Regions from separate parts of the Homo sapiens genome. Here all the other regions are linked to region 2. A link is a contact called in ENCODE Hi-C or POLR2A ChIA-PET data. All regions are on one chromosome and are shown on one strand. The core of a region is the stretch at or near the end of the contact, and the rest is flanking DNA. Distances in the headings are between cores, read along the strand shown.

The links. Hi-C counts contacts between places; a loop is a spot of excess contacts on that map. ChIA-PET counts read pairs that join two places held with the same protein, here RNA polymerase II (POLR2A). Pooled maps may share reads with other maps.
Region 1: a loop to region 2 is called in a pooled map, with 5 times the contacts of the local background. The contact joins the promoter of RGPD8 here to the promoter of POLR1B in region 2. A Hi-C loop is called at or near these places in 5 of 50 pooled maps. POLR2A ChIA-PET finds 5 or more read pairs at or near these places in 6 of 52 experiments (BJ, CD8-positive, alpha-beta memory T cell, HEK293 and 3 more).
Region 3: a loop to region 2 is called in a pooled map, with 5 times the contacts of the local background. The contact joins the enhancer-like site here to the promoter of POLR1B in region 2. A Hi-C loop is called at or near these places in 1 of 168 maps with a recorded cell type or tissue (vagina) and 8 of 50 pooled maps. POLR2A ChIA-PET finds 5 or more read pairs at or near these places in 4 of 52 experiments (H1, OCI-LY7, T-cell and 1 more).

Annotation. Positions count from the first base shown.
Region 1 is chr2:112,431,399-112,434,951 of GRCh38, reverse strand. RGPD8 (RANBP2 like and GRIP domain containing 8) reads left to right here and starts at 1,307. Exons shown (of 23, transcript NM_001164463.1): 1 at 1,307-1,570. The coding sequence starts at 1,499. RefSeq lists an enhancer at 1-719.
Region 2 is chr2:112,540,898-112,544,604 of GRCh38, reverse strand. It overlaps POLR1B (RNA polymerase I subunit B), which reads right to left and starts at 2,140. Exons shown (of 15, transcript NM_019014.6): 1 at 1,934-2,140. The coding sequence starts at 2,110. TTL (tubulin tyrosine ligase) reads right to left here. Exons shown (of 7, transcript NM_153712.5): 7 at 2,866-3,707. It overlaps LOC105373562 (a long non-coding RNA gene), which reads left to right and starts at 2,393. Exons shown (of 2, transcript NR_136321.1): 1 at 2,393-2,402; 2 at 2,527-2,949. RefSeq lists an enhancer at 2,108-2,257.
Region 3 is chr2:112,624,785-112,628,257 of GRCh38, reverse strand. No RefSeq gene overlaps it. Among named protein-coding and RNA genes, the nearest start is that of SLC20A1-DT, 18 kb to the left of the region's middle. Within about 2 kb of position 1,362, at least 30 of the 41 ENCODE cell types and tissues checked have a DNase peak (open chromatin) inside an H3K27ac peak, as active enhancers do.

The DNA of each region.
Region 1 (3,553 bases), core at 58-2,557, 110 kb after region 2:
GATGCTGCCCACCACCGGCACAGGGCCAGAGTTGGGGTCAGCAGGGCAGCCGTGTGCCCCCAGTGGGAGCTTGGAGGTCACGGAGGAAATGCGAGACCAGATGCAGGCAGGGGAGTCCTCCGGAGCCTGCAGGAGGGGGCCGCTGGCTCAGGGGCACCGGGAGACCCCCACATGGACAGGGTGGAAAGGGCTTTCTTCAAAGCCAGGATCTTGTCCCCATCACAGCGTCCCGCTACGCATTGGGAGCGCTTGCTGCCAGGAGGCTCCCCAGTCCCGCAGCAGCCCCTCAGCGGCTGCCCTCCAAGGAAGGGGCGCACAGACACTCCAGGGCTCCACAGCGCGCGGGCCAGGGGCCCCATCTACCCCCGGGGCAGCGGGACTGGGCGTGAGCCCGGCCTGGGACACAGCCCCTGCGACTGCACCATTGTTAGGGGCCTTCTCGGAGCTGGCAGACCTAGAACCAGGCCTAGGGGGTGGGGGTGTGCCTGGATGTGTGTTGCGGGGGTCTGAACCCTTAGTTAGGACCGGGGGCCCTCCTTTCCACTTCGTGCAGTCCCTGGGGTCTGGGGCATCCTAGCCATGCGTGGGGCCTCCCTGCTGGGATTGGAGACCCCCTGACAGCTGGGGCTGGTCCCAGCATTTTCGCTCTTCCCCCAGAAGGACTCAGATGCAGGGTCTTCTCTGCTCCCCGTCACACAGAGGGTGGCACCCCCGATGGGAACTCTCATTTATCACCAAACCAGAAGATAATGGAGAAACTGACAGAGAAGGGCTGCAAGCAGCTACCGCAGGGCGGTGTGTGGATGCAGATGGGATGGGCAGATGGAGGCGGGGGCCAGCATCGCTGCCTTCTTGCCCCTCCCAGAGGACCCCAGGTCCCCAGCTCGGGCGCCCCACCAGACTGGTAACACCTGCGTCTGCTGTTTGGCACCGGGGGATGAATCACTTGCTTTTCTTTCAACAGTGTTCTGTAGTTTCCAGTCTACAAGTCTTACACTTTTGGGTTAAATTTATTCATAATTATTTTATTATTTTTGATAATATTATAAATGGAATTGTTTACTTAATTTTACTTGAATTGTTCCTTGCTGGTGTATAAGTAGACATCTCATTTTTTTTAGTTGACCTCGTATGGTACAATCTCTTTGAACTCATTTATTATCACTGATGGTTTGTCTTTTTTTTTTTTTTTTTGAGCTTTCATTAAGGTTTTCTATAGATAAGATCATGTCAAGACACCCTCAGACCACAGGGCGGCGCCACCAGCCCGGCCGAGTGCAGCTGGAGCGCCGACGTCCCCGAGGATACACAGTGCTGAGGCAGAACGCAGGTTCGTCACAGTGGGCCTCCGTGGGCGGCGCCGCACGCTCGTCACAGTGGGCCTCCGCCGGCTACGCCGCTGCTTCAGTGGCTTGCAGGCACTTTCCTCTTGGAAGTGGCGACTGCTGCGGGGCTGAGCGGTGCTCGCACGCGTCTCGGGAGCCAGGTTGGCGGCGCGATGAGGCGCAGCAAGGCCGATGTGGAGCGGTACGTCGCCTCGGTGCTGGGTCTCACCCCGTCGCCTCGACAGGTGAGTGGGTCTGGAAGAGAGCGGCGGCCTCGACCCGGCCGGGCGGCGGCGGCCTCGACCCGGCCCGGCGGCGGCCTCGATGGGTCAGGGGTCATGGCTCCCGACGGGCGCTGCTCCCTGGCGCGCTCTGTTGAGGCGGCGGCCTCCACCCGGCCCGGCGGCGGCCTCGATGGGTCAGGGGTCATGGCTCCCGACGGGCGCTGCTCCCTGGCGCGCTCTGTTGAGGCGGCGGCCTCGACCCGGCCCGGCGGCGGCCTCGATGGGTCAGGGGTCATGGCTCCCGAGGGCGCTGCTCCCTGGCGCGCTCTGTTGAGGCGGCGGCCTCGACCCGGCCCGGGGGCGGCCTCGATGGGTCAGGGGTCATGGCTCCCGAGGGCGCTGCTCCCTGGCGCGCTCTGTTGAGGCGGCGGCCTCGACCCGGCCCGGCGGCGGCCTCGATGGGTCAGGGGTCATGGCTCCCGAGGGCGCTGCTCCCTGGCGCGCTCTGTTGAGGCGGAGGCCGGCTAGCGCAGTCCTGTGGGCGGCGTGGCGCTTGCAAGCGCAGGAAGAGTCCTGGGGGGACCGCGGCGGGCGGGAGACCTTTGGCGCCGGCTCTTCCTCTTTCTCCCGGTTTGTTCCCGACGGTGCTCGCTCGTGGGCTCGCCCTGGCCCGGGCTTTCTGGCCCCGTAGTACCCGCGCGGCCTAGTTCTCGGGGGCTTGGGCACCCGGGTGCTGTATCGGCGGGTTTCTTCCCATGTCCTGGACATTTACTTTATATGCCGCGGCGGAGGTCGTACCTCCTTGGCCTGGAGGAACCCAGTGGGGACTGACGCAGCTCCGGGTGAGCTTTGGCGGCTGCGTCGAGTGACAAGGTAGGCATCTCAGCGTGGACATTTGCAATGGCCCGATGGCACAAATGACACGGAAAGTCCCCTTGTTTTGAGTATGAGGTGTTTGTCGCTGTCCCTTTGTAAGGGTCCAGCTCCACTCCACTCCTCATACTCACCTCCCTCGCCCCCCTCCCCGCCCGGAACACTTTGGTAGCTGCCTTTGCTTAAAAAAAAAAAATTCTAAAGTTCTTACAAATCGTTAGTATGGCTTACAATTTTTAACCTTTTCCACAAGTGTTTTTAGGGTATTTTTCCTCTTTACAGGTAAATAATGTGATCTATTTTGGATTCAATAAGACTTTAGTCATTGGATCTAAAGAGTGACGGAAGAAGCTATTAAAGGTGGATGTGCGCAGAATCTTGAGTCAGTTTGCTTTGGCTTGAATAATCACAGCACTGTCGTTTATAAGCTGGGTATTTGGGGCCACTTACACTTTTCATCCATAGATGGAGTTGTAACATTGATAGAATTTGATAGGATGATCCATTTTAAACATTTAGGTTATTGCTTGACACATAGCACTAAATGTTAGCTACAAGTCACTTTTTATTGTTGATGTTAAAAGGATATTGGCCGGGCGCAGTGGCTCACGCCTGTAATCCCACCACTTTGGGAGGCCGAGGAGGGCGGATTGCCTGAGGTCAGGAGTTCGAGACCAGCCTGGCTAACATGTTGAAACCTTGTCTCTACTAAAAATACAAATAAAGTTAGCCGGACGTGGTGGCGCACGCCTGTAGTCCCAGCTACCTGGGAGGCTGAGGCAGGAGAGTCGCTTGAACCCGGGAGGCGGAGGTTCTAGTGAGCCGAGATCGCGCTACTGCACTCCAGCCTGGGCGACAGAGGGAGACTCCAGAAAAAAAAAAAAAAAACCAGAAACTCACGGATGACCATGATTATAATAGTAGCATAATTGTGTCTCTTATCATAACTAAGCATAGGTTATCTTATTTTGCGCTTCCAGCAACCCTGTGGATATTGAGACCTGTAGAGATTTAAGATACTTGTTCAGGGTCAAATGGGTAGTGCAGCAGAATTTTGGCAGTGGGTCTGATTTAGTTTCTCTTGGGAACAGTGCAGTAAGTTACAGTCTATTCCTCCAGAGAAGGATAGAT
Region 2 (3,707 bases), core at 891-3,390:
CACAAGGGACTGAATGCACAAGCAGACATGAGAATCCAGCTGTCTTTTCATTAAGCCAGACATTAAAAAGATTTTTAATAATGCAATTCATCTAACTTCTTTTTTGCTTTGGAAAATATTTTTCTTAAAAATGTTAACATATAATTGGTTTATTTATTTATGTATTTATTTTTTTGGGAGAGTCTCACTCTGTCACCCAGGCTGGAATGCAGTGGTGCAATCTTGGCTCACTGCAACCTCCGCCTCCCAGGTTCAAGCGATTCTCGTGCCTCAGCCTCCTGAGTAGCTGGGATTACAGACATGTGCCACCATGCCCGGCTAATTTTTGTATTTTTTAGTAGAGATGGGGTTTCACCAGGTTGGCCAGGCTGGTCTGGAACTCCTGACCTCAAGTGATCCACCCGCCTTGACCTCCCAAAGTGCAGGGATTACAGTCAAGAGCCACCACACCCAGCCGACTGGCTTATTTTTAAATTAGTGCTTTTCTAAAATTTCTCAATTGGATTTTTTTTTTTTAAAGACAGGTCTCACTCTGTTACCGAGGATGGAGTGCAGCGGCACAATCATAGCTCATTGCAGCCTCAAATTCCTGGGTTCAACTTATCCTCCCACCTCAGCCTCCCGAGTAGCTGGGACCAGCTACTTGGGTGCGCACCACCATGCCCCACTAATTTTTAAATTTTTGTGGAGATGGGGTTTCACTATGTTATCCAAGCTGGTCTTGAAATCCTGGGCTCAAGTCATCCTTCTGCCTTGGCCTCCCAAAGTCCTGGATTACAGGTGTGAGCCACTGCACCCAGCCCGATTAACTTTTAATTAGGAATTTTTTCTCACAGACATGATACTGTAACAATCCAGGCACAATACAAATAACCCCCACCCCTCTAGTCTTTCTAAACAATAAATCTTAATGGCTCCCATATTATTTGCCGAATAGAGTTCAAGAATCAGACTGGCAATCAAAGCTCTCCACATTATCTGTATCCCTATCTCCCACAACACAAATCTTACCCAACAAAACCACAGGTAGGGTCCCCGAAGCATGTGACTCTGCTCTACTCTTCCCCTGGACGAAATGCACGTTTCTCACTTCTTGAACTCATCTAATCCTGCCCTTTCTCAAACTCCTGGATTAGTTGCGCCGCCCATAGGCTCCCGCAGTAGCCCACACAATCCCTTGGCAGAGCAGTTCTCAAGAACATTGGCATGCACTGCTTTCATTATCTTCACCCCTTCAACCCCCAAACACGACAGGGAGCACTTAAATGCATGAACTGTCTCGTACACGGGACTGCCTCCTCCACATCCTCTGAGCCTAGTGCCTGGAGACACTGGGGATGCTTACTAAACGAAGCTTTCCCCCACCATACTCACTTGAATTCTGCTACCATTACTCTACGCTAATAATGCAATTACACTTTTCGATTCAATCTTGCTTTCATGACTCATTTATACCTTCCTCGGCACCTGCTTAATTCATAACAAATGACGAGTAGTTTCTCTCTTTAAAGCTCTAAGAGAAGGAAACTGAAGGATAACCTTGAACATTACACTGTACCTACAAATACGTTCGGGATCTTTCGAGGTACGTTTTGGAGAGGTAAGTCTTCAAGTGATATAAAGCCGTGTGCATTGTGAAGCACATCCCCAGATAAGCCACTTCCTCACTCTCACAGCACCCCGAAACTGTCCAAACTACGGTTCACAATCACTTTTCACTCCAGAATCACGAATACATCTCTTAAGACGCCTCGACTCCAAGTCTCACGAAGGCCAGTACCGCGTCCTGTTTAACATGTTGTGCTCTCCCGCTTACCCACCAAGCCTGTCAGGATCAAGGAGCACATGCATCTGGGGTCATACTGTGACCTCCCAGCCACCTCCCTGGGATTGGCCTCGCCGCGGCAAGGGCGCCGGCGGACGCCGCGCTCACCTGCACCGCGAGGCCGAGACCCTCGTGCACAGCGTAGTTGAAGGACTCCACGTGCGCCCGCGTCAGCTCCTGCAACGCTGCCTTTTGCTGTTCCCGCGGGATTCCATAAGAGGGGTCAGTCAAGTGCTTTAGGCTAGGCCCGCTGGGCAGGTTCCGCCACCGGCTGCCAGGATCCATGTGGCCACCTGCACACCGGACGCCAGTCTCTCGGTACACGCCGGACGCCAGTCTCTCGGTACACGCCGGAAGTAGTGGCCGCAGTCCCGTTTCCGCAGCCTGCTGGGAAATGTAGTTCCCTCTCGTTCCACCCGCCCTAGGCCCTGCGGTTTCGGTTTCTCGGGGTCAACGTAGAACCAAAAACGTCGAGTGAACGGGCCGATTAAGGCCGTGTCCAGCCAGAGCGTGGCGGGCCCTCCCTTTCTCCCATATTCCGCCCCACTCATCTCCCCGCTCGCGAAAGATGCCGCAGGTGGAAACCCGCTCCCCGCCCAGTTGAGCATGTGACCTCTTTGGCTCTCATTGGCTCAGTCAATTAGGATCGGAGGAGAGCGGTCTTCTCAGGCTCTCTTCTGTTTCCCTTCACCTGTTCCCAGTCCCACGCTGATGCCGACCCTGGGGAGTCATCCGGCCAAAGTCGTTGCTTCAACGAAAAAGCGGATGCCGGGCCCCGGGCTGACTCTCTACCCAACTCCTAACTCGCGAGGCTCACCCCTGGGAAGCCAAGGAGTGGTCGGGCCCCGCTAACCTCGTCGCATCTTCCGGACTGGAGGCCTGGGGGAGGCCTGGGGAAGGAGGTGGGAGAGGAGTCGGGCGGTCCCGGATGGAGGGGATGGGGCAGCGGGGCGTCCAACTGGATTTACAGCCTGAATTTCTTTTGCGTTCCTGTGAGCCCCTTACCTCCCCAGAATACTGATTAATCAGGGAATGCCTGCTGGTTTTTCAACTTTATTGTGTTTGTGTTTAACAGCTATATTGCGTTATAACTGGCATACAATAAACCACACATTTAAAGTGTACGCGTTAAGTTTTGACCTATGTATACAACCATGCAGCCATCACCACAATTAAAACAATGAATTAAACCACCACTACCCAGTATCCTCCTGCCCCTGATAGTCCCTCCTTACTGTCAACTTCCCCTTTCCTAGTTCAGCTGGTACTTTTCATTCCTATATCACTTTTTATAAAAAATTCGAGCCGGGAGTCTGTTGCACAGGCTGGTCTTGAACTTCCGGCCTCTAGTGATCCTCTCGCCTTGCCTCCCTAAATGCTGGGATTACAGGCATGAGCCACCGCGCGCGCCCGGCCAACTGAGTAGTTGTAGTTCTTTATATAGCCTATACTAGTCCTTGTCAGATCCATGATTTGCAAATATTTTTCTCCCATTCTGTGGGTTTTTACTTTCTTGCTGGTGTCCTTTGAAGCAAAACGTTTTAATTTTGAAGTGTAGTTTTTTTCTTTTGTTGCCTGTCTTTTTATATCATATCTAAGACATCATTGTGTAATCCAAGGTCATGAGGATTTAAAAAAAAATTTATGGGTACATAATTAGCATATTTATGAGGTATATGAGATGTTTTCATATAGGCATACGATGTAATCATCACAGGAGGGTAGATGGGGTTTCCATCACCTCAAGCATTCATCATTTCTGTCATGAACATTCCAATTGTACTTCCTCAGTTATTTTTGAAGGTACAACAAATTATTGCTGACTGCAGTCACCCTGTTGTGCTATCAAATACTAGATATTTTTCAATCATGGGGATTTTCA
Region 3 (3,473 bases), core at 113-2,612, 84 kb before region 2:
GCTCTGTGACAGTGGCCTTAGTTGTGTCCTAATCCTCCCCTCATTCTTCACATGACTAGCTATATCATAAATACTTACCCCAGGTCCCAAAGGTGTCTCTATGATTGGTAATGGGGCCACAACCCAGTTCCTGCTACCCAGGAGACTGAGGTTCAGGTTTCCTGCCCTAGTGAAGCATCCCCATCAAGCTCAGCATGGCCTGCTGATTCTCCTGGAGATGGAGGCAATTCAGGTACAAGCCTGGATTTCTGAAGAACCACTCTTGGTGCTTGCAGAGCCACGACAAGTACCAGCCACACTCCTGCAACCTTCACACCTTATGAGAAAACAGCACTTTATGCTTCTAATCTATCTATCTATCCATCCATCCATCTATCTATCTATCTATCTATCTATCTATCTATCTATCTATCTATCTATCTATCTATTTTTTTTAAATGAGATCTGAAGAATCAAGGCCAAAAGACCCCTGGGTGTTTCTCTGTAGGACCTCTTTTTAAGGAGGGAAAAACCTGAGTAAATTAAAGTTCGCAGCCCTAGGGCGGTGGCCCAAGGCAGTGGAGGCCCACCGCTGGAGGTATTCATTGGAAAAAGCAGTGGGAGTGGAGAATTCTGTCTCGGAGTAAGCTGTCCACAAGTCTGCTCGGAGGCTGTGACTCACTCTGAGGAAAAGGAGTGCCCTGTATTCTGGAGGAGGCTGCTTTCTCCAAACAGGAGATCTGTGGCCAAGGAAGGAAATGAAGCAATCCAAGACTGATCAGCAGCCGTGGGGCAGGCAGAGCTAGACGTCCACACCACCCCCAACTCTTTGTGCTTAATATTTGCCCTGTGCCCCCAAGGAATAAACAGCACTACAGAACTGGATTCTGGTGAGAAGGGAATCAGGCCCTATCTTGGGCCCTCTCTGGACCTTTGTTTGCCCATCTCGAAGGTTAAGGGGTGAACTGGACAGGGAGGAAACTGGCAGCCAACTCATGTCCCAACTCAGCCTGTGGCTGCATTTTATCTTACTCACAGTTAGAAAAACAATTCAATTTAGGTGCCTTTGCACAAGGCTCTTTTCTCCAGTTCGGCATAGCCACTACCATTTCCTGCCATCTTACCCTAAGTCAGCTTCACAAATTCAGGCTCCCTGCCTGCCCTTTGAAGTTATTTGAAATGGCAACTCCAGCACTAGCAGCAACCAAGTCCCTTCCAGCTCTGGGGTCCCTCCCGAGGATTCTATGCCTCGGAGAAACAGGGAGTAGAAGCAGGGTGAGCAGGCTGCTCTGGAATGAGAAGGAGATGATCCTTAGTCTCAGGATGCTACAGAGGGTGAGTGTGGCAGCATGCCAGGGCCGAGCATCTGCCAGGCAGCACCATCACGGCTTAGGGAGAACTCAAAAACAGCCTTTTTTTACAGCCTCCTGGTGCATCCTGTTTCTCTGGTGCTGCTGCCACCAGCAAGTGGGCACCATGCCCACCCTGCAGTGGGCAGTGAGGGGGCTAGGTGCCCATCTGTCCCGTCTCCTAAGCAGGTGCTGGGAAGATGGCGCCTGAGCTCAGGCTGCCCTCTGCTGGGTGAGCATAGAAGCTGCTGTGGGGTCTGAGACCACAGAAAATCCCACAGGGGAAGGAGGCACCCCCTCTCAGATTCTCCACATTCGTGAGGTGGGAATGGCTTGATTGTGGGCTGCTGCATCCCTGCCGCCTTCCAAAGAAGACTCAGTCTCTAGGAAGGTAGTCTCAGGTCCTGTAAGTCTGCATTTAATTAAAATCCCTTTCTTTTTTCTTTTTTGTTTTGAGACAGAATCTCGCTCTGTCACCCAGGCTGGAGTGCAGTGGTGCAATTTCAGCTCACTGCAACTTCCGCCTCCTGGGTTCAAGTGATTCTCCTGCCTCAGCCTCCGGAGTAGCTGGGACTACAGGCACCAGCCACCATGCCCAGCTAATTTTTGTGTTTTTCCTAGAGACAGGGTTTTACTACGTTGGCCAGGCTGGTTTTGAACTCCTGACCTCAGGCGATCTGCCAATATCAGCCTCCCAAAGTGCTGGGATTATAGGCATGAGCCACCGTGCCTGGCCCCAAAATCCCTTTTCTGACATAGGGCCTAGCACGACGATGTGCTCAGTGAATATATATTGAATAAATAACTAGGCCAGCGGTTACCTACGGTAGAAACTGCTTCTGTCTTGTTTGGAAGGGCAACTTTATTGTTTTTCTTCCTCAACTTCCTCTAACAGACGCTAACCCCTAATGTCTACTCGGGGTCCTGCCTGGCTCTCCCAATTCCAAGCTGGTGCTCTGGCCTGGGCATCTTCCTCCAGGCTCCCCGGGGCATGGCTTCTCCTAGTTCCTCAGCCCCAACCCAGGTTCCTGCTGAGATGAGCACAAATCCCCCTTTTCTCTCATCATTTCCTTCTGCCTTCCCTTTGAACACCTGGATTCTTGTTCCACCTTGAGCTCACTGGACTTAGAGATATTCTCTCCTTCCTGAGGCAGCCACAGGGTGTTTCTAGCCCACTTCACTATTAACTGTTGTTACTTGACACATGGGCACGTGTCCATGGGGTGGGGTGGGCAGCAGGAAGGGCTGGGAACTTCTGGTTTCTAGGAGGGAACTCTGGGGCCCCCCTAGGGTTGTCCTGGGATAGGACCAGGCCCAGTTTGGGGCTGGGGTAGGGCTGCATGAGACTGAGCTGAATGCCCCATCAAAGATGAACGTTTCTTCAAGCATATTTCAGGCGTTCTCACTTAGCTCTACACAATGATCTCACCAGATTTGGGGAGGGGGAATGGGGCTCCCTCAGGTTTTTCCTATTATACCTATTTCTCTTCCAATTTATATTTCCTAATCAACAATAGAGATCTGTTTTTGATTAGCTAGATGAGATACATAGGAAAAATTCGGCTGGGCGCTGTGGCTCACACCTGTAATCCCAGCACTTTGGGAGGCTGAGTCGGGTGGATCACAAGGTCAAGAGTTCAAGACCAGCCTGGCCAACATGGCCAACATGGTGAAACCCTCCCCCACTCCCGCCCTGTCCCTACTAAAAATACAAAAATGAGCCGGGCATGGTGATGCATGCCTGTAATCTCAGCTACTCGGGAGGCTGAGACAGGAGAATTGCTTGAACCCCGGAGGCAGAGGTTGCAGTGAGCCAAGATTGCGCCAGTGCACTCCAGCCTGGGTGACACAGCAAGACTCCATCTCAAAAAAAAAAAAAAAAAAAGGAAAAATTCAAAGAGCTATAGAGTCAGTAAAAAGTTTTAGTTGCCCCACCCATTCCTCCATTTCCCTTGCCCAGAGACAGTCTGCTGCCATTTTCTTGTGGATCCTTCTAGAAACAGTATCATGAACATAGTTATATGTATATAGGCATGCATTCAGTCAGTATTTGAACACCTGCTATGATTCAGTTACTGTTCTTCTATAAAACATATAAAAATCCTTGTTCTAGAGAACCTATATTCTAACAGGAGGCAAGGAGTC